Linked DNA regions of Homo sapiens: all the other regions are linked to region 4. A link is a contact called in ENCODE Hi-C or POLR2A ChIA-PET data. All regions are on one chromosome and are shown on one strand. The core of a region is the stretch at or near the end of the contact, and the rest is flanking DNA. Distances in the headings are between cores, read along the strand shown. Region 1 has its middle 29 kb from the start of LINC03108. Region 2 holds the start of LINC03108 (long intergenic non-protein coding RNA 3108). Region 3 overlaps ARID4B (AT-rich interaction domain 4B). Region 4 holds the start of COA6 (cytochrome c oxidase assembly factor 6).

What was found. Hi-C counts contacts between places; a loop is a spot of excess contacts on that map. ChIA-PET counts read pairs that join two places held with the same protein, here RNA polymerase II (POLR2A). Pooled maps may share reads with other maps.
Region 1: a loop to region 4 is called in a pooled map, with 11 times the contacts of the local background. The contact joins the enhancer-like site here to the promoter of COA6 in region 4. A Hi-C loop is called at or near these places in 9 of 50 pooled maps. POLR2A ChIA-PET finds 5 or more read pairs at or near these places in 2 of 52 experiments (HEK293 and activated T-cell).
Region 2: a loop to region 4 is called in a pooled map, with 5 times the contacts of the local background. The contact joins the promoter of LINC03108 here to the promoter of COA6 in region 4. A Hi-C loop is called at or near these places in 4 of 50 pooled maps. POLR2A ChIA-PET finds 5 or more read pairs at or near these places in 2 of 52 experiments (AG04450 and Caco-2).
Region 3: a loop to region 4 is called in a pooled map, with 2.9 times the contacts of the local background. The contact joins the enhancer-like site here to the promoter of COA6 in region 4. A Hi-C loop is called at or near these places in 1 of 50 pooled maps. POLR2A ChIA-PET finds 5 or more read pairs at or near these places in 3 of 52 experiments (GM12878, OCI-LY7 and PC-9).

What each region holds. Positions count from the first base shown.
Region 1 is chr1:235,007,450-235,012,823 of GRCh38, reverse strand. No RefSeq gene overlaps it. Among named protein-coding and RNA genes, the nearest start is that of LINC03108, 29 kb to the right of the region's middle. RefSeq lists enhancers at 51-230, 441-510, 177-677, 628-922, 521-1,110. Within about 2 kb of position 1,568, at least 26 of the 41 ENCODE cell types and tissues checked have a DNase peak (open chromatin) inside an H3K27ac peak, as active enhancers do.
Region 2 is chr1:234,976,730-234,982,195 of GRCh38, reverse strand. LINC03108 (long intergenic non-protein coding RNA 3108) reads left to right here and starts at 1,420. Exons shown (of 2, transcript NR_186308.1): 1 at 1,420-1,540; 2 at 1,853-5,466. RefSeq lists an enhancer at 2,158-2,661.
Region 3 is chr1:235,272,102-235,277,405 of GRCh38, reverse strand. All of the region lies in intron 2 of ARID4B (AT-rich interaction domain 4B), which reads left to right. Among named protein-coding and RNA genes, the nearest start is that of ARID4B, 53 kb to the left of the region's middle. Within about 2 kb of position 1,470, at least 7 of the 41 ENCODE cell types and tissues checked have a DNase peak (open chromatin) inside an H3K27ac peak, as active enhancers do; they include GM12878 and OCI-LY7, where a contact is called at or near this core.
Region 4 is chr1:234,369,443-234,374,705 of GRCh38, reverse strand. COA6 (cytochrome c oxidase assembly factor 6) reads right to left here and starts at 1,250. Exons shown (of 3, transcript NM_001206641.3): 1 at 1,028-1,250; 2 at 317-476. The coding sequence starts at 1,239. COA6-AS1 (COA6 antisense RNA 1) reads left to right here and starts at 1,113. Exons shown (of 2, transcript NR_125961.1): 1 at 1,113-1,283; 2 at 1,496-1,899. RefSeq lists enhancers at 867-1,416, 1,238-2,062.

The sequences.
Region 1 (5,374 bases), core at 319-2,818, 640 kb before region 4:
GAAGGTTTTTCTTTATTTTCCTGAGTGTGGCCACCAGTGGAGTGTCCTGGAGAGCCCCAGGGGTGCAGTTCAGCAGCAGGACAGTCAGTCCCCCATCGGCATGGAGATGGAGTGTTCTGTGTGTGGATTGACCCTCTGGCGTCGTTGTTCCTGTTCAAACATTGCCTGTTTCTCTAAGGGGAAACATGAGCATTGGCGTTTCCTTTCTGGGTTGGAGGTGGAGAATTTCATCCCCACCCTACTCTGCGGATTCATTCCGTTTTAGTTGTCTGGCTTTGCCCGGGGCAGAGGCTGCTGACTGGTGAAAGCACCCTCTGAAAGCAAGTTTTTTGTTTTCTACTGTCCTCTGACCTTGGGACGGGCTATGATAGTCCTCAAAACCCTCACAAGCATGGTTTCCATGAGAGCCTTGCAACATTCCCTTGAGCCGGGCAGGGCAGGCAGCCATGTGGACATTTTAGAGATGAGGAAAGTGGGGCTGTGGCCAGACTCTTTGCGGCCAGACTCTTTCTGGCCAGGTTGTTCCACCTGGCTCTCCGGCTCGAGTCTGTCCAGCTTTCAGTCCTGCTGGTCTGTCTGCATAGGGGCTGCTTCTAGAAGACCAGGCGAGAGGATGTGGGTATGAGGGAGGAGCTGAGGCGCACAGGAAGAGCAGATGGCCTGTCTCTCTCCAGTATCTGCTAGTCACTACCTGGAAACCAGCAATGATGATGTAACCACAAGCATTATTCAGTGATGGCCGCCTTCCTTGTGTGGGTGGGACCGCAACACCGCCTGGGCTGGGGAATCCCATTGGTGACAACACAGCATCCTTTTGAGCTGACGCGGCAACAGATGCCCCAGACCAGCTCTGCGTCTGACAGCATCTCTGTGAAGCGTGTGCAGGGGACAGCAGACATCAGAGCTCTCCTGTAAATCACCTCCGCAAAGGCTCTTTGTGGTCGATTCACTGATGACTCATTTATAATCTGGTTTCAACATTGTGAGTCAAAATGCACCACTTTCATTAAAAATAACATTCACTGGGGTCTAACGGCTTTCTTTTTTCTGTTTTTTACTGTACTGTGTGGTTTCTGGATGGGAAGCTGTCAGATGGCAGGCGAGGTGTTCCGAGGGACTTGAGCATAATCGTGCAACGACTCAGGTGTGGATTGAACAAATAGTCCCGAATACCTGCTGTGGGTCCTGCAGACTTCTGGGCCATGGAAGTGTGTGGGTAGTCGGCGTGGGTGTGTGTGGGGGTGTGTGCAAGTATCAGGATCACCTGGGATGCTTGTTAAAAATACAGATTCCTGGGCTTCACCCCATATCTCTGAGGGTGGGGCCTTGTCAAATTCCTCAGGAGCTTTTTAGGTACAATAGAGTCAAGAGCCTTGACTCTGGGTGAGAGAGAATGGGAACTCCCTTCAAGCAGACCCTCCCTACAAACGGAGCAACCAGAGGAGAGGCAGGTCGACTGCAAGGCTGAGAGGGGTGGATGGGGGAGGTGAGAGAGGAAAAGGCAGGGGCGGGGGAACACCCGAGGTGGAGCGGGCCAACAGAGTCCCCATGGGAGAGTTGACTAAAAGCCCCGGCTTGATGCAAGGAACCCACAGTCTTTCTGGTTTGGGGACCAAATCTTGGGCATCCCCTACTTCCTTGGTTAAAAAAATTAAACATACAGAAACGGTTTAGTGGGCATTCTGCAGGGTAAAAAGCCCCTGCTGCATGGCCATGTTTTTATATTTTATGTTCTTTAGCAATGTTAGAAACTTCACTGGGAAAAGCACTTTAAAAAGATATAGTTGAGGGGAATGGGACGTGGGGAGTTATTGTTGAATGGGTGCAGAGTTTCAATTTTACAAGATGAAAGTGCCTGGAGATGGTTAGCGGCGATGGCTGTATAGCAGTGGGAATGCATGTCACACCACTGAACAACGTGCTTAAAAATGGTTACGATGGAGGCCAGGCACGGTGGCTGACACGTGTAATCCCAGCACTTTGGGTGGCGGAGGCGGGCTGATCACTTGAGGTCAGGAGTTTTGAGACCAGTCTGGCTAACATGGTGAAACCCTGTCTCTACTAAAAATACAAAAATTAGCCAGGCATGGTGGCGGGCACCTGTAATCCCAGCTACTCGGGAGGCTGAGGCAGGAGAATCACTTGAAACCCAGAGACGGAGTTTGCAGTGAGCTGAGATCGCACCACTGAACTCCAGCCTGGGTGACAGAGTGAGACGCTGTCTCAAAAAAAAAAGGTTAAGATGGTAAATTTTCTGTTATGTGTATTTTACTTACTACAATTTTTAAAAAATTGGAAAAAGAAAGATATGGTTGAGTCTGACTTGGATGAAAGTCTACAGGCCTCCTGCTGATGGTCTCAGCGGCTCCTGGGAAACTACCGTTTGTTTCAGCCATCTGTAACTTGATTTGTTGTTCAGAAGTTTGCCAAGACTTCTCCATGCAAAGCCAGGTGTAAGTTTAACCTGAGCCACGTGGGTCCCCCCACCTTTCCGCCTCCGATGGATCTTCTCTCCAAGGGCTCCGGTGCTCAGGCCCTCATAGCATGGGAAATCAGAAGGGATGTTTGGGTGGGAGGCTTGGCATGGAGGGTGGACATTTTGCTACAGATGGCCTTGCCCTCACGGAAGGCCATTGTTATTCCGCGTCTGCCCCCTGGCCGGGTCCAGCCACCTGAGCCTTCCTGAGCTCCCAGCTCTCAGTTGCAGCCAGCGCCCAACGCCTTCCTGCGGCACCTCCACAGACCTCGCCTCTTTGCCCTGACTCCTCTCATTCTCTGTTTTCCAGACTATCCCCAAGCCCTGCCTGTGGCTGCCTCCTCCCTCCATAGCATCCCTGCTCTGCCATGGCTCCCCTATTTGGGACAAGACCTTTGTGTGGGCCTCAAGATGTAGGCAGGTCTCTGCTCAGTGGCCCAGCTTTTGGTCGACACCTGCAAATGTGTCTAAAACTCATCTCAACCTCTTCCCCAACACCAGTCTTCCCTTTGATCCCACCCTCCATCTGCTCTTCTCTCAGCATTCCTGAGAGTTTCTGCAAGTTGCCCCAGCCAGAAACCAGGGTGCCAGGCATCACTCTTCCTGCCCGGTTCCCAGCTCCCACCAGCAGTGCCTCCTTGGCAGCTCTAGAATCCCCACTGCCTCTGGTCTAGTTCATGCCTCCATCACTTCTTCTCTGGACCACTGCAGTAGTCTCCTAAGTGACTGTAGCCATCTGAATAGTGGCCCCAAAGATATCAAGTGCCAATCGCCGGAAAACAGTGAATGTTACGCTACGTGGGAAAGTTTTTGCCAATATGATTAAGTTAAGGAATTCAAAAAAAATTATAAAATTGTGATAAATATATAACATAGACTTGACCAGTTTATTCATCTAAGTGCAGAGTTCAGTGGCATTAAGTATATTCCTATGTTGTGTGACCATCACCACCGTCCATCTCTAGAGCTCTTTTTGTCTTGCAGAACTGAAACTTTGTACCCATTAATAACTTCTATTTCTCTCTCTCCTCAGCCCCTGGCAACGACTCTTCCACTTTCTCTCTCTATGCATTTGAGTACTCTAGATACCTCATATTAGGTGGAATGAGGCCCGGCACAGTGGCTCACTCCTGTAATCTCAGTACTTTGGGAGGCTGCGGCGGGAGGATCATTTGAGCCCACGAGTTCGAGACCAGCCTGGGCAGCTAGTCAGACTTTGTCTCTACCAAAGATTTAAAAATTAGCCAGGTGATATGGTTTGGCTGTGTCCCCACCCAAATTTCACCTCGAATTGTAACTCCCACAATTCCTAAGTGTCATGTGAGGAACCCGGTGGGAAGTAATTGAATCATGGAGGCAGGTCTTTTCCATGCTGTTCTTGGGATAGTGAGTAAGTCTCACGACATCTGATGGTTTTAAACATGGGAGTTTCCCTGAACAGATTCTCTCTTTGCCTGCCACCATCCACGTAAGATGTGACTTGCTCCTCTTTGCCTTCTGCTATGATTGTGAAGCCTCTCCAGCCTTGTGGAACTGTGAGTCCATTAAACCTCTTTCTTTTGTAAATTGCCCAGTCTCAGGTATGTCTTTATTGGCAGTGTGAAAACGGACTAATATACCAGGTGTGGTGGTGCACACCTGTGGTCCCAGCTACTGGGGAGGCTGACGTGGGAGAATCACTTGAGCCCAGGAGTCAGAGGCTGCAATGAGCTAGGATCACACCATTGTGCTCCAGCCTGGGTGACAGAACAAGACCCTGTCTCAAAAATAAAATGAAATACAAAGGTAGACTCATATAGTCTTTGCCCTTTTGTGACTGGCTTATTTCTGTAGTGTATGAGAGAATTTCCTTCCTTTTGAAGGCTGAATCATATGCCATTGTGTGTATATAGCACATTTGTTTATTCATCCTTTGATGGACATTGCATTACTTTCACTTTGTAGCTATTGTGAATAGTGCTGCTGTGAACATGGGTGTACACATATCTCCTTAGATTCTGCTTTCAGTTCTTTGGGGCCTATACCCAGGAGAGGAATTGCTGGACCATATGGTAATTCTATGTTTAATTTTTTTGGGAAACTGTCATACTGTTTTACATAGTGACTGTACCTTCTTACATTCCCACCAACAGTGTACAAGGGTTTAAATGAAGATTTTGAGATGAGAAAATTATCCTGGATTATTCAGGTGGGTCCTAAATACCATCACAAGTGTCCTTACAAGGAAGAGGCAGCAGGAGATGGGACACACAGTAAAGGTGATAATGAAGATGGAGGTGGAGATTGGAGGGATGCGGCCACAAGCCAATGAATGCCTGCAGCTACCAGAAGCCACAGAGAGCTCCGCTAGAGCCTCTGGAGGGAGCTTGGCCCTGTCAACACCTTGATTTGAACCCAGTGAAACAAATTTCCAACTTCTGTCCTCCTGGACTGTGAAGTAATAAATTTCTGTTTTTTTAAGCTACCAAGTTTGTAGTAATTTGTGACAGCAGCCACATGGAACTAATACACAGATGTCCCAACATCCACACCGGCCTCACACTCCTCCAACTCAAGGTGCAGTTCCGTTGTTCATTTAGAATTGCAAATGGCCTTAGGGTGCTCCTTTGTTTGAGTACTTTCAAATGTTTCCCACTGTCCCTGGCATGGTGACCGGCTGCTCCTAAACAGATGCTAAGACCCTCAGTGCCTGGGGACTGCCTGCCTCAGCACAGTCCCCCTGGTGCTCCGTGCTTTAGTGCTACTATTTTCTCTTTGTTCCTTAAAGACACCATGTCCTCTCTTGGATCTCTTCTAGACCCCACAGTGCTGTTCTCTGAGTAGCTGCACCTCTGTATTCTTATTCCCTAATCTCCCCTCTAAGGTTTGGCTTTTTTATTTTATTTTATTTTATTTCAT
Region 2 (5,466 bases), core at 171-2,670, 610 kb before region 4:
AAACTGATGTTTTATTGTTGTATTGATTTGCCTTTCCTAGATCATTTTACTTTTGAATGGTACTGTTTATGGTTAAATAGAGGCAAAAATAATGACTTCATATGAGGATATCATTACTACATGAGGAACTAAGGCTGGCATGAAGGCAGACATATGTTATTCAGAGAGCCATGGTGCCAGGTGCCTAGCACAGAACAGTTTGATAACCATTTGAGGGTAATAATATTTTGTTGATTGATTGATTTATGGACTCACCGGTGACTACTTTCAGGAACTGGTTGAATGGCATCTAGAAGCCTGCATGGCTCTGGTCATAAAGGATGACAGGATGACATTTGCCTATAACTGCAAGGCCACTTGCAGGCAGAATGCACGTCCCATGTCTTGTTGATGTCTGTGCAAGATCCACCTGATCTAATCTACCTGACCTCCCTGGCTCAAGGGATCTTCTTGCTTCGGCCCCACAAGTAAATGGGACTAAAGGCATGTACCACCAAGCCTGGGTAATTTTTGTATTTTTAGTAGAGACGGGGTTTCACCATGTTGCCCAGGCTGGTCTCGAACTCCTGGACTCAAGCGATCTGCCTGCCTCGGCCTCCGTAAGTGCTGGGATTACAGGCGTGAGCCATGGCGCCTGGCCTCCCTTGGTCTCGAATGGGTCTCCCCATTTCTTTCCTTTCTGGGATAGGAAGATGACAGCTTCACTTCAGCCAATGTCACCAAGAATTTCTCTCCCTTCCGAGATTGGAAGGTGACAGCTTCATTTCAGCCAATGCAACCAAGAGAGGCTTCGGGAAAGTCAGAAGATGGCTAACGCTGCCTGTGACCTAGTGCAAGGGGGAACTGGAAGCCCCCAGGGACGATGGTGGAGAAACTGAGAACATGGGGTGGCAACTCTGCCCTGCCAGCCTCCGTGGTGGACTCTTGCCACGACGAACAGCCAGGGTGGGAGAGGCCCACTGCAGGGAGCTACTCCTTCCAGGCCTGGTGCGCAGTGGTTTCCTGCCTTGCTAAATGGCCGTTGCTCGGTGGTGATGATTCATGGCATTTGGAAAGTGTGGCTGTGTTCTGAACAGGGAAGTGAAAAATAACACAGCCAAGGTCAGTGCAGGACAGGATAGGGGCTGTTACAAAATGTGCAGTTTTACTCTGAAAAATGCAGGGGGTGGGGAGCCACAGTAAACTCGGTCCTGGTGGTTCACACCGCGTGCGTGGCGCCCTGCTTGCTCTCCTTTACAGCATCAACTTTTCCGAGTGTCAGTCACTAATTTGTCCCTTGGAAGCGGCTGCTGGTCTTGGCTGAGCGGCTGTGGGTAGGAGGAAGTGGATGCGTGATTCAGTGAGTGTCTGCTTCCTCTCTGACTCAGGATTGGATCTGTTTCTGAGGGTGGTGCCAGGGGGCACAGTGTGGCTTTAGCTAGATTCTTTGAACTTGGAGTCAAACCTGAGGCTCTGACCCCTTGTAGCCGCTGGCCCTCCCTTGACCCCTTTGGATGAGTGAGGGGGCTCAGCTGGACCCTATGACCTTGCTTCACATTGGGTAAGCCTTCTGACCTGAGGCCTTCCTGTGGTTTCAGCTGAGAGAGGCTAGTGACATAGAGAGCCGAGGCAAATCCTGGATCTGTGCCTGCCTCAAGAGCTCCCTCCTTTGTGGGAGTTGCATTTGGGGGAGCAGCATAGTTCTCAGGGGCTCCACCTAGGCAGGCGCTAGACTGATGGAGGAGGCAGTTGAAGGAGGAGGTAGTTTTCTTGTGGTCCCTTTGTCTATTTAGCCAATGATACGATAGGAGAGGGTCAGGTGGGGAGCTGAGACATTCCGAAGTGAAAAGTCAGGATTGGCTTTTTCTTCTAGAGCATGGAGTTTTCCAAGGATCTGTCACTAGTGTGCCGTCTGAACAGACATCGCTGCTGACACCTAAAACCTCTTCTAAGAAACACTCCAATTATTCAGATAATTGCTTGTGCCTAAGACTGTATAACCTAAGAGTCGGGTGCAGGCTTGATAAAGAATTGGAAGCCCTCTGCAAAACTGCTACAGGTGTTCTGTGTTCCGACGCCCTCCATCACCTTGGACAGGGGTTCTTCTTCCGGCCCAGTCTCTCCCATTTCCTCTTTTCTCCCTCCATCTCCTCCCATTTGCTTGGCCAGAGCAGAGGCTCGGCTGGTCTAGTTCAGGTAGGATGGCCAGCATCCAGTCACTGCCATATTCAACAAGGACTTGAGAGCTTCTAGAGAGAGAAATGCAAGTCAAACCAGCCTGGGCTTTTAAAAGGGGGCTTTGTGTGACCCTGGACACCTGCAACTGGGAGCCAACACTGCCACGTGCTCTCTCTTTTCTCACGCCTCAACTTCCTCTGAATACTGATCTAAATCTCTTTGCTAAGCTTCCTCTCTATGGCAGGTAATGTGCACGATGGCAGCTTTTGCTTATTGTACCTCATGACTTCACTGCCAGAAAGGGACAGAGAGGGGCCTTCACGGCCTTCACTGGGGCCAGGTGACCATCATTGGCTCAAACACTGCGGCTTGGGAAGAGCTGAACTGATGCCTGCTCACATCTGGACTCTGATTTGTGCTAGGGAGGGGGTACTTTCCAGAAGAAGGGGCCCCTGTCCTGGAAGACATACAATGGAGCCCACCACCGTGGTGCTGAGAGCTATTCCCAAGTCCTAGGGCGCAGTGGGCCCTCCTCCTTCGCCTCTGCTTCCCCTGCCTGGCAGTGAGGGGCATGGCCTGGGGGAGGGGTGACATCTGTCCACAGAGCCCATTGTTTTTTGGCTTGAAAATCCATAGGAAAATGGGGGTTTTTCTCAGCTCCCTTTTTTTGGAGTGGGGGCAGCAGCCGTGTGATTTTCTGAGTGGAATGCCTTGGAGGATCTAAGCGGTGAGTGAAGGAAGAACAAAAGAACCATTCTCAGAAGCATGGCAAAAATGAAACCAAATAAAAACCCCATAAAAATCCCTACCGGGGCAGAGGAAATACCAAGCCAGTGCTTTTGGAGTGCAGATTCTGTAATAAAGGAAAGATTCATGGATACGCTGTGCAACTTGCTTATGTTTGGACTGGAGGGAGAATGTGCAGGAACATGATATAAAAGAGTCATCCAAGAAAGGGAGGCATCGCTGTGTGCATTTGTGTTGTGTGTTGTTGCAATTCAGGAGTGGACTAAGGACTGGGGTTCATGGGGAGCCTGAAAGAGACACTGGACTGGTTCAAAGTTTGTGCACAGCTGCGGAGATCAGATGACTGTCAGCTGGGCCTGCCCCCTGCTGCCTCTGCTTGATTGCAGGAGGAACTCTGACCTTGATTTAGTCACCAAAACACCCATCTGGAAAGCTCTTTGAAGATTGATTAAGTAAACACTCACAGCACAGACAATCATAATTGAGTGACGTAGCTGAATTATCTGCAGTGCGTGGAAGAATGCACTGATGAGAAAGCTCAGGGGCATGTTCCCTCTCTGTTCCTCTAATTTGGCTTCCTTACTTAGGGGTACAGTTTCGGGCACCGGGAGTGTTTTGAGGGGATGGCGTGGAGGATGTGGAGACTTTCACTCTCATTTGGCAGGGTGACACTATCCCAGGCATAGAACACCACCCGTCACCGCACTGCAGCTGGTGTGGCCTGTGGCAGGTAGCGCTGTCCGCACAGCTGACCTGAGATGCTGCCTGTAGGGGGTTTCAGTTCTGCTTTGTGACTGTGGGCTGCTGTGAGCCCACTTTGGGAAAGGGCTCACAGATGGGGAAGGCCTGGATTTCATCTGGGAGTGCCTCACCTCTCTGCACGGTGGTTCTGCTCTAGGAAAGAGCTGGTGGGCCTCTGTGGGCATGAAGCAGTGGCCACGTTAGTTCCCTAATGATCTCTGCAGCTCCGTGGGAGATAGAGATGGGAATAGGCTGTCAGCTCTGGACTCGGCTTCTGGACTTGGTATGCCTGGAGTTTGTTGAGTCCTCTGGATTCGGGGAGCAGTTTTGATGTTCATTCAATTCATTCATGATTGATCCATCCACCTATTCACTCACTCACCAGGGCTATCATTTCATCATTCAATCACGTTGAGATAATGTCTCTCCCACTTTTTCTCTCTCCTGCCTGGCACAGTGCCAAGCTTCTGCCAGGGCTCTGCACATTTGTTTACATCTCTTCCTGCTCTGCTTTTGTTGTGGTTGAATATCTAACCCCCAGGACCTCAGAATGTGACCTTATTTGGTGATAAGGTCTTTATTTATTTATTTACTTAATTTTTGATACAGAGCCTCGCTCTGTTATCCAGGCTGGAGTGCAGTGGCGTGATCTCAGCTTACTGCAACCTCTGCCTCCCGGGTTCAAGCGTTCAAGTGATTCTCCTACCTCAGCCTCCCAAGTAGCTGGGATTACAGGTACATACCACCACGCCGGGCTAATTTTTGTATTTTTAGTAGAGACTGAGTTTCATCATGTTGGTCAGTCTGGTCTCGAACTCCTGACCTCAGGTGATCACTTCAGTGATCCCAAACTGCTGGAATTATAGGTGTGGGCCACTGTGCCTGGCCAAGTGTGAGGGTCTTTAAAGAGGTGATTAAGTACAAATGAGGTCACGAAGATGGGCCCTAATCCAATATGACTGGTGTTCTTCTAAGAAGAGGAGATGAGGACATAGACACACACAGAGGGAAGCCCATCTGAGGACATGGGGTGAAGATGGCCATTTCCAAGCCAAAGAGAGGCCTCAGAAGAAACCAACCCCGCCGGCACCTACACCTCACACTTCCAGCCTCCAGACCGTGAAGAAGTAAAGTTCTGTTGTTTAAGCCAGTCTGTGGTACTTTGTTATGACAGCCCGGGAAAATGAATACAGCCTCTCAACACGTTCACTGAGCATATAGCCATCTGCAAGTTATTCTAGATGATCTACAGATGAAAGTAGAGAAGTACAGGAAAAGAGGAACGGGAACGAGCTCATCTTTTCTTCTTCATTTTCTCCTCCCAAACCCTCCCTACTCAGCCTCTCCTTACCTCTACCCTCAGCAGAAAGCAGAAACTTAGGGGGAAATGAAACAGAGTGCTCTCCAGCAGATGCCGCCCTACGGAAGCTCTGGAATAGAATGGAGACCCTTCAGTATAGAATCAGAAGCATCATTTTCTTTTGGCTGTCCCCCACTCTCCAAGTTTGTTTTTAGCTCACGTGTATACACACTCACGGCCAGAACACACACATGGCCTGACGAAGCAGCCGCATGTGTGCATCTCAGAAAGACTGGGAACAGGGACCCCAGCTGTTGTGGACACGCTGTGACTGTGTGGCTGGCAGTGTGTTTGCCAGTGTTTGCCAGTCCCAGCTTTATGGGGCATGGTGGCTGGAAAAGGCTGCAATAAAATGATTCTCTGGGGCACGAATTATGTCACTTTTTGTCCTTTGTGTGCAAAAATGATGGCAATGTTGTGTTTCCACACAATTGCTACAGGACTGTCCTTTGATTTATGGC
Region 3 (5,304 bases), core at 221-2,720, 900 kb before region 4:
CACCATGCCAGGCTAATTTTGTATTTTTAGTAGAGACCGGGTTTCACTATGTTGGTCAGGCTGGTCTTGAACTTCTGACCTCAGGTGATCTACCCTTCTCAGCCTCCCATAGTGCTGGGATTACACTGCACCCAGCCTCTAAAATCTTTTTTAAATTTTAGAGAGAGAGTCTCTCTCTGCCACCCAAACTGAAGTGCAGTGGCACGATCATGTCTTGTTGCACCTTTGGCCTCCTGAGCTCAAGTGATCTTCTCACCTCAGCCCCCTGAATGGTTGGGACCATAGGCGTGTGCCACTGAGCCCAGATAATTTTTTTATTTTTTATAGAGCCATGTCTTCCTTTGTTGCTCAGGGTTTTTCTTGGCAAAAGCATATTGCCAGAACATATCTTTTTTTTTTTTTTTTCGGAGATGGTGTTTTGCTCCATCACCTAGGCTTGATTGCAGTGCACAATCTCGACTCACTGCAATCTCCACCTCCCGGGTTCAAGCGATTCTCCTGCCTCAGCCTCCCGAGTAGCTGGGATTACAGGCACCCGCTACCACTCCCAGCTAATTTTTTGTATTTTTAGTAGAGATGAGGTTTCACCATGTTGGCCAGGCTGGTCTCAAACTCCTGACTTCAGGTGATCCCCCCTGCTTCGGCCTCCCAAAGTGCTGGGATTATAGGCATGAGCCACCGCGCCTGGCCAACATCTCTTTTTTAAGAGAAATAACTTGTAATTTCTTTCTTTCCTTTTTTAAAGAGACAGGGTCTTGCTGTGTCTCCCAGACTGGAGTGCAGTGGTGTGATCATAGCTCAATACAGCCTTGAACTTCTGGGCTCAAGCAATCCTACTGCCTCAGCCTCACAAGTAGCTAGGACTACAGATGTGCACCACCATGACAATTAGTATTCTTGCTTTATTTTTTCTTTTTATTTGATAAGAAGTTTATAACTTTGAAAAATATGAGTAGAAATGTAAGAGTCTGTTGAAGATGTAAACTATTGTTTTTTAAAAAGTGTAAATATATTTTTAATAAGATTGTAGGGCCAGACGCATCTGGTAAGGGCTTAAAAGCTGATTTTTAAAAATTGATAGCCAGAGGTTATATCTTACTAATGTTTGCTAATGCTACTAATTAGCGTTAGTTTGCTAATGCTACTAATGTTATAATAATGATCTGATGACCTCAAATAGCTTTTCAAAAAAAAAATCTTTTTTTTTTTTTTTTTGCTTCGTATGTTCACATTTCATTATTTCTTACTGGTCAAGATTTTTTTTCTTTTTTTGAAAGTCTCTGTCTGTCACCTAGGCTGGAGTGCAATGGTGTGATCACAGCTTGCTGCAGCCTCTACTCCCCAGGCTCAAGTGATCCTTCTGCCTCAGCCCCCTCACTAGCTAGGAGCCACAGGTGTGTGCTACCACGCCTGGCTAAGTTTTTGATATTTTGTAGAGATGAGGTTTTGCCGTGTTGTCCCGGCTGGTCTTGAACTCCTGGGCTCAAGCAGTCCTCCCACCTTGGCCTTCCAGCGTGTTGGGATTACAGGCGTGAGCCACTGTGCCCAGCCCAGGATTTTTGTATATTTTGACAGTTTAGCTTAAAAATGTAAACTGGAATTGGTTTAATATTTGTCTAGATGTGATCTAAGTTCTGAATATCCCAGGGCATTGTGGGTGCTCAATTAATGTTTGTGGAATTGTAACTGTATTTGATATTATTTCTATTTTGATAATAGGCATCTGATGGGTTTAATTAAAGCTATTTTGGTTATGGGTAATAGAACCCATTTCAGGTGATGAAAAGCAGAAAAGAGAATCTATTATAAGGGTACAGAGCATCTCATGGTACCCAAAGAGGGGAACTCCAGTTTGGCTTGAGGAGGCAGTTGGAAAGCTAGCAGGAACTAAGGCTAGCTATTCTCTCAGTCACTCAGAGAACCCACAGTTTCTTATGTGCACTTTTTCCCCCTCTGCATCTGTTTTATTTCTTACTTCCTCTCAGCAGACTGGTTTTCTCTACTTCTCCCTGTGCATGCCAGAAAATGGCTACCATAGGCTGCATCACATCCTTTCTCTACCGGCTAATTGGTTAACCTAGCTTTAACTTCATAGCAGAGTAAAACCGATCGGCCCAGTTTGGATCAGGTGGCTAGCAGTCTAATGAATTACTTGTTGGCAAAGCATATTGCCAGAACATATCTCTTTGTTAAGAGAAATAACTTGTAATTGATACTTGTCATGTTAGTGACTTAGTCTTTGTAAAGCTGTGTGGGCTTCTTTGTCGTAAAAATTTGGTCATCTGTAAGATAGTTTGTCCTTATTTTACTTATTAAAATATGATTTGTTGGGTCCCTCATATGTGCATAGTCATTGAATAGGCAGAGCGGTCTGCGCGCGTGCACACACACACACACACACACACACACACAAAATTAGGCCTAGTGTTGGATTTTCCTACTCTTACCATTGTGCCTGTTTTTAGTATGCATTTGATTTAGCACATGATAATCATAATTCAAAGATAAGTCTGCAGCAGACTTAACATTTATATATAGAGTGTTTTTAAGGCAGAAGGTATTATTTACCCTCTTTTTAGAAGTGGAGAAACTGAGAATCAGGGAGTAAAAATCAGTCAACTAATAGGTTGCAGATCGTAGCCATAGCTGAGTTGAGATATTCTTTACACAAATTATGGCCTTATTCTTCTATATCCTTTTACCTCTATGTGAGTGTATATCAAACTGGACTTCTCCGAAATTCTCTTTGGCCTAGTTTGCAAGTTCTCTGTGTAGAATAAAAAATTACATTTTTAATTGATTATTTTTATCAAGTAATACATGCAAATGACACTAAATTCAAAAGGTATATACTTTATTATTGTTTTATCTTGAGTTTCTTCCATTTCATTTCATACAGAGAGCTAAAAAGATTTAATATAAACATTTTCTGGGTCATTTGTACATCTGGATAGCAGAGAACTATTAGGTTGGTGCAAAAGTAATTGTGGTTTTGCAATTACTTTTATTTTTATTTATTTATTTATTATTTTTGAGTCGGAGTCTCACTGTCACCCAGGCTGGAGTGCAGTGGTGTAATCTCAGCTCACTGCAACCTCCACCTCCCGGGCTCAAGTGATTCTCTCTGCCTCAACCTCCCAAGTAGCCTCCCAAGCCACCACCACGCCCAGCTAATTTTTTTTTTTTGTATTTTAGTAGCTTTTTTGTATTTCACCATGTTGCCCAGAGTGGTCTTGAACTCTTGAGCTCAGGTGATCCACCTGCCTTGGCCTCCCAAAGTGCTGGGATTACAGGTGTGAGCCACTGTGCCTGGCATGCAATTACTTTTAATGGCAAAGACCACAATTAGTTTTGCACCAAACTAGTATAATTTCAGTTTCTGCAATTACTTTTTATGTTTTACAACCAGCGTTCATAGTGAGTAGTATTACTTCGCTTGTTGCAGGTTTGATTATAAAACAACGGAGATGGAGTTCACAGTAAGTGATATGTTCCTACATCATGAGGCAACATTGATCTCTCCAGCAAAGGTTTTGTACTAGTTTACATAGGGAAAAGTGGTGGGAGAATTGATTCGTTACACTGTGCTCAATATTAAAAGCATGCTAGTCCAAAGTAGTCTGTGCCATATTTGTGTTTTGAGTGTGTAGTTGTAGCAGAATATCATCCATCATATTGAATTAATGTTCTTACTTGAATTTCATTGATTTTGTTGGTTTGTGGAATTTAGTTTGCAGATTTGGTTTTATACTTGTACAGTTCCGTAAGAATAAATAATTCTTAGCTACTATATGACTACATTTTATCAGGTACAAGTATACATTTTCTACATTTTAACATCTCTGAAATCAGGATGCATTTAGCAGTCAATTGATGGTATATCGTAGTTTAATTGGCAGCTTTTTTCTTTTTTAGTGGTAGGTGTGGTTTACAATTAGTGACTTAAATTAGATGAAATATGGTAACTTTATGTTTGTATGAATTTCAGTAACATAAAAATAAACCATCATCTCTGTAAAGGAGAGATAATTTACTTTTTTTAAGTTTAAGAACAGCTGTGTAGGCTGAGTGCGGTGGCTCATGCTTGTAGTCCTAGCACTTTGGGAGGCCAAGGCTGGCGGATCATCTGAGGTCAGGAGTTCGAGACCAGCCTGGCCAACATGGTGAAAACTCGTCTCTATAAAAATACACACACATGAAATTAGCTGGGTGGGGTGGTGCACGCCTGTAGTCCCAGCTACTTGGAAGGCTGAGGCAGGAGAATCACTTGAACCTGGGAGGCAGAGGTTGCAGTGAGCCAAGATTGCGCCACTGCACTCTAGCCTGTAAATATAACTGCCAGGAACTTGAGATTTCAGAAAACATTTCTCCAGAGTATCTGGAAAATCACCTGGCTTACCCAAACAAAATTGCCACTTGTGGATATTTGCTACCAATGCCCCTATCATTCTTCTCTGTAGTCCTGTACTCATAAGCTTAGCTGCTTAGCTGCTCATACCTATTCTTGAACTGCTTCTGTCACTAATTTCTACGTGATCTGATTGTTAAGTACAAAATCTTCTTTAAAAAGAATGGTAATAATAAATTAATATAGACATTTATTTATATTGAGTGCTTATTACATGTGATTTTATGTGTAATAGGCCACATTGGTATTGTATGTATTTAATATGTAATTTATATTTAATTATAATATGTAATAAATGTATAATATAAAAGTGAACATATGTTTTATTAGTATGATAAACTACACTTTACAAATGTGAAGCTATGCTCAGATAAGTTAAATAATTTTTCCCAAGGATGATGGATCTAGTAAGTTATGAACCTAAAGTTTGATCTCAGATATTGATTCCATAGCTCATGCTTTTTCACCTGTTTATATAAGACGCTTCTGATTATAAGGTATTTTTGAAATATAAATAATATTCAACTTAAGAGGAATCTCATTTAGCAGGGCTTAACTAATGTCTAATCTTTTTTGTGTTAACAATTATCTCATGAATTTCTTCTATATGTAGGTGCTATTCTAGGACCAGGGCATTCATAGGTGAATAAGACACTATTTCTATCTTAAGTAGCTCAGTCTAGAGGACAGATAGGAATCATTAAAATATGGTATAAAATGGTCACTTTTGCAAAATGTTGGTATATTTGGGAAAAGGAAAGTCAGTATATAGTGTTACATCAATGAGTATTTAGCATAAGTTACCAAAGGGCTTACTACAGTAATATTCTGAATCTAGAATGAATTTTGTGACTTAGTGTTTAATACATGTTGTGTGGGTCCGTTTCTTTTGGTCA
Region 4 (5,263 bases), core at 1-2,500:
CTGCCCAAGATTAAATACTACCCCTTCAGAAGATCCTGGAAAAGTCTACCAGTGAAATGAACTGGAATTTTTTGGTTACTGTTCATATGTTTGTTGTGTTTTTCGATGCTCTTTAATGTGTCAGTTGACATTCTCCAAAGATCTAGCTGATGTAAGTGCGTCAAATAAGGCTGAATTACCAGGCAAGGTTTTCTCTGCGCCTCAAAGAAACTGTTAATTGACATGCCTCAGAGAGCGCTTCATGTCAGCCTACCACTCACAGTATAAGCTCGATGTATCTTAACAGGGAAGAGAAACACATCAAAGTGTGACTTACCCACTGTTGGGGACAACTTGATTCGAAAGAGCTTCTTAACTTCTTGCATTGAGAAGCATCCTCTAAGTTCTCATCTAAACACTTCCAGTACTCATCCCGGGCCCCCCAGCAGACCTGTCTTTCCTTCATAGATGGGGCTGCCATTCCTACTGCGATGAAGCTGTTGGCCAAAATAATATTTGAGATTAACAATGAACTTTGTAATCTGAAGAGAAGATAAGGAAAGAGGAAAACCGTCAATCTCCTCTTCCTTTAAAACTAAAAAAAAAAAAAAAAACAAAAACAAAACAAAACCATGCTTAGGGATTTTGATGAGGCAACTGAACCCAATCAGTTCTCAGTGGCAGCATAAGGCCACCCGCTCTTGAGGCTTATCTCACACTGTGTGATTTGATCCCTGCTGGGGCGGCAGCGTGGGCTCAGAAAGCCCGGCTGAGAACTGTGGTTCTGTCCCAGTCGCTTAGGGCAGCTCATTTATTCTCTCCGAGCCCGTTTCCCACCAGTAAAGCGGGGACAGCAGTGCCTAGTTTACAGGGTTACTGTTCGAACCTAAGCGCTGTAGAAACAGGTGTGTGGGGGCCACAATCACCAAGCAGGCGATTGGAGTGCCACCCCGTTTTGCACAAGAGGAACCCGCGGCTCGGGGACAGTAAGGGACCTCCCGGGCCCATAGTCCACGCGCGCCCCACCCGGACCCATCAGCAAGCCGACCTCTCTGCCCGCCCACGTCCGGCTTCCTTTCGATGTCGACGGGAGGAAACTGTCACGCAGGCCACCAACCGGCGGTGGAGGGCGCGGTGCCGAGTCCTGCCACTGCAGGGTCGCCCCGCTGGCTCAAGCTCTAGAAGCGTAGACCTCCCCAGCCGCAAAAAGCAACTCACGCGGCGAAACCGCGGACTCTTTTGACCCTTCCGAGCTACCATTTACTTTCCATAGAGGGGCGGGACTTCCTGTTTCGCTTTTATCTGTAAGACCGACTTCCGGCCTTCAAGGGCAAGAGGGGTATATACGTATATATCATCGCACGGTGTGTCCCGGAAGGCTTGATATGCTAGTCCCGCGGGACAAGGCGAGCCGAGGAGTTTGTGTGGAAGTTTGCATCTGAGAGTGCGAGAGCTGGACGGAGTGTTACAGAGCCGCGATGCCTTCTCGTTTTGTTTTGTTTTGTTTTTGATACAGTGTCTCGCTCTTCCGCCCAGTCTCGAGTGCAGTGGTGAGAACACGGCTTACTGCAGCCTCAAAATCCTGGACCCAAAAGATCCTCCCACCTCAGCCTGCCTCCCAGGTAGCTGGGACTACAGGCGCACAACACCATCGCTTCTTGGATTAAAAGAAAAGGATGAAACGGGCCCCAGAAAGAGGCGGTGACGTCCCAGAACCCATGGCAGGGGAGTTGGGAAAATAAATATTTGTATTGTTTTAATCTCCCTTGTGGCTTTTTTTAACCCCCGAAACAGCAAGGTATTTTTAAAAGGGATGAAGAGAGTTGCTTCAAATGTTTTGAGACGTTGTTATTTTTAATATGTGAGTGAATATCTTAGAAACAAAATGAACAAGAAATAAAAATTTTAGAAAATATATGAGTTAATCTCTCAGCAGAGTCTTTATTAAAAAGCATGTTTATGGTCAGTCATCTGGCACCCCGTTCTCTTAATAGATCCCATCTGCTCCATCATCTAGTTCTAAAACATTTATATAAGATGCAATTTACAATTTTGCACTCAGTGCAGTTTGATCCATTCCAAATTCAATATATGCAGACTTTTCCGGGTGGCGATGTGAGGCTACGTACCACCAAATATGTGTTCTGCAATATAGAAAGTATTTCCCCCATAGTTAATGCACTCTCATAGTGGAGTTACTTTAGCTTTACCAGAGCCACCCCCTTCTTTTACATCATGTCTATTGACGTCAGTTTACATATAGATATCTTTTAAATATGACTGATGGGATATAAAAGGAATGAAAGGAAAGAGTCTTAGATGACTTCTGAGTCTAAAAAGGAAATGTGTTTTAAATTTAAAATTTATAAGTACCTAATGAAAAATACATATGAAACAAAGTGAAGTGACAGAATTACAAAGAAAAAAAATGCCTGGTCATATTGGGTAATTTTAACAGGACTTTCTCACTAATCGTTAAGACTAGCAAGAGAAAAGTTAAGGATATAGGAAACGTGAATAACATGATGTAAAAATGACGCAATTAATATGTACAGAACAACACGACCAAAATCAGAATGTACAGTTTTTTGAAAGCAGACACATCACCACAGTCAACCACATACTTAGTTATAAAGCAACTCAAGAAATTTTGAAAATTGAAATAATTGTCATTTTTTACTACAGTGCATTTAAGATAGAAATCAATAAAGAACTGTAAAAACAAGCCTGAATAACACAGAGACAGAGTCAATGGTATTGAGAAAATATTTTGAACTGAACCATAAAATAACAATAGCAACACCTGTGGGATGAAACTGAAGCAGCACTTACAGGGACATTTATAGCCATAAGTAAGTGTATTAGAAGAGTCTGAAAAGTCTTGAGCTGAAAATCCCTTTTCAAGAAGTTAGAAAAAGGACAGCAAAATAAGACAGAAAATAGAAGGACAGAAATAATGTTAAGAGCAGAAATTAACGAAATGGAAAATAAAAGCAGTGGTGTACCAGAGCCAGCCTGTACTGGCATAGGAGAGCCAATTGTGCACACCTCTTGGCAACTCCATGATCAATAACATCAAATAAGTAGCTTGAAGTCACCCACGATGGGACTGTTTACACTATGGAACTCAACAAACAAGCCAGGATTTTGTTTTATGTTTGGAGCCAATTCAAATAAGTAGCTTGAAGTCAACCATGATGGGACTGTTTACACTATGGAAATCAACAAGCCAGGATTTTATGTTTGGAGCTAACTCACTAGCACACCACAGCATAGAATAGGTTGAAAGAAGCCAAAAGTTGATTTTTTTTGGAAAAGAAAAATTAAAATTGGCAAACATCTAATAGCTATAAAAGGAGGGATGTCAACAATCTTTATCAAGAATGGAAACTAGAAATACTATAGACATCAAAAAAGTTAGATAATCTTGTAAACAATTTAGTGCAAATAAGATTTAGATGACTGTACAAACTTCAAGAAAAACAACTCAAAAGTAGAGAAACTATTACATAATTTGAATGAGTAGTGAAGAATCTTCATACACACAAATCCCAGGTACGTGGCTCCACCAGTAAGTTCCTACAAACTTTGAAATCATTCCATTCTTACTGAATAAGGCTACCATAACTTTTGTACTAATTATAAAATCCCCAAACCTCTGAAACACCACACACTTTGGAACTCATTTGGTGAAAAATACGACTTAAAGTAACATGAGGCTCTTTATAGTTGTTATTATCACTTAGGTGACTGCATATGCTTTTCGGTAGAAATATTAATGTATTTCATTATGGGTACTGTCCCAGTTCTTGTTGAGAATATTATACAATATATGTTGTATGTTTCATACTACCCTTCTAATATTTAAAATAGTCTATATTTCAAACATCTGGCTCCAGGGATTTCAGGTGAGTTATGTGGACCTATATAAGAAAAAATCTTTATGACTTAGGTTAAGAGGAATTTTTAGCCATAAAGGAAAGTCTCAGTAATTATCAAATGATGTGGCCGGGTGCGGTGGCTCACGCCTGTAGTCCCAGCACTTTGGGAGGCTGAGGCAGACGGATCATGAGGTAAGGAGTTCGAGACCAGCCTGGCCAACATGGTGAAACCCCGTCTCTAATAAAGATACAAAAAATTAGCCGGATATGGTGGTGTGTGCCTGTAATCCCAGCTACTCAGGAGGCTGATGCAGGAGAATTGCTTGAACTCAGGAGGCGGAGGTTGCAGTGAGCTGAGATCATGCCATTGCACTCCAGCCTGGGTAACAGGGAGAGACTTCGTCAAAAAAAAAAAAAAAAAAAAAAAAAAAAAGATGTGTTACATACATAAAAATATTGGGCTACATAAAAGTAATGGACTTTTGTTTACCAAACAATACCATGAAGCAAGTGAAAAAGGATTAGTATCCAGAATATACAAATAACACAAATCAATAAGAAATAGACTTGCCCATTTTGAAAATGGGCAAAAAGCTTAAATAGGCACAGCACCAAATGCAAATGACTAATACATGAAAGGACCAACATTCCCATTAGTAACTATAGAAAGGAACATGAAAATAACAATGCAGTACTATTAGACACCCAGCAGATCAAAAAATAATTTAAAAGTCTGACAGAAACAAGTTTTAAGGAAGAAGCAAGGAATATCCTCATACACTGTGGTAGCATAAGTTGATACAATCAGGGAAAACAGTGTGGCATTATCTAGTAAGATTGAATTATCTAGTAAGATTGAAGATACACATTCACTGTGACTCAGCAACTCTACAGAATTTCCTGTACATATGCATTTTTTTAATAGCTGAAACCATTATGCAACTCAAACTTGTATCAACAATAGAATGGATAAATTATGGTATAGTCATACTGTGAAATATAATACAGCAACAAAGAGAAACAAACGATTATTTACAATAACATGGTGAATTGCCATACTGAGACAACCAATGAATACAGAATATTTCCACTTACATAAAGTTCAAAAACGGGCAGAACTCTACTATATTGTTTAAAATAACAGTCATAAGTAGTAAAACTATACAGAAAAGCTAAGAAATGATTATCACAAATGTTCCTCTCTAGGGTAAGAAAGGAGATATGATCAGGGAGGGGCACATGGTGGGGCTCCTGGGATGCGGAGAATGTTTTATTTATGGACCTGAGTGTTCGCTTTATAATTATTCTTTAAATAAACTGTACATATATGTTTTATTCACTTTTCCATAGGAATGTATATCTCACAATTTCTAAACAAATAAAATGAGTAATTGACCTGAGGA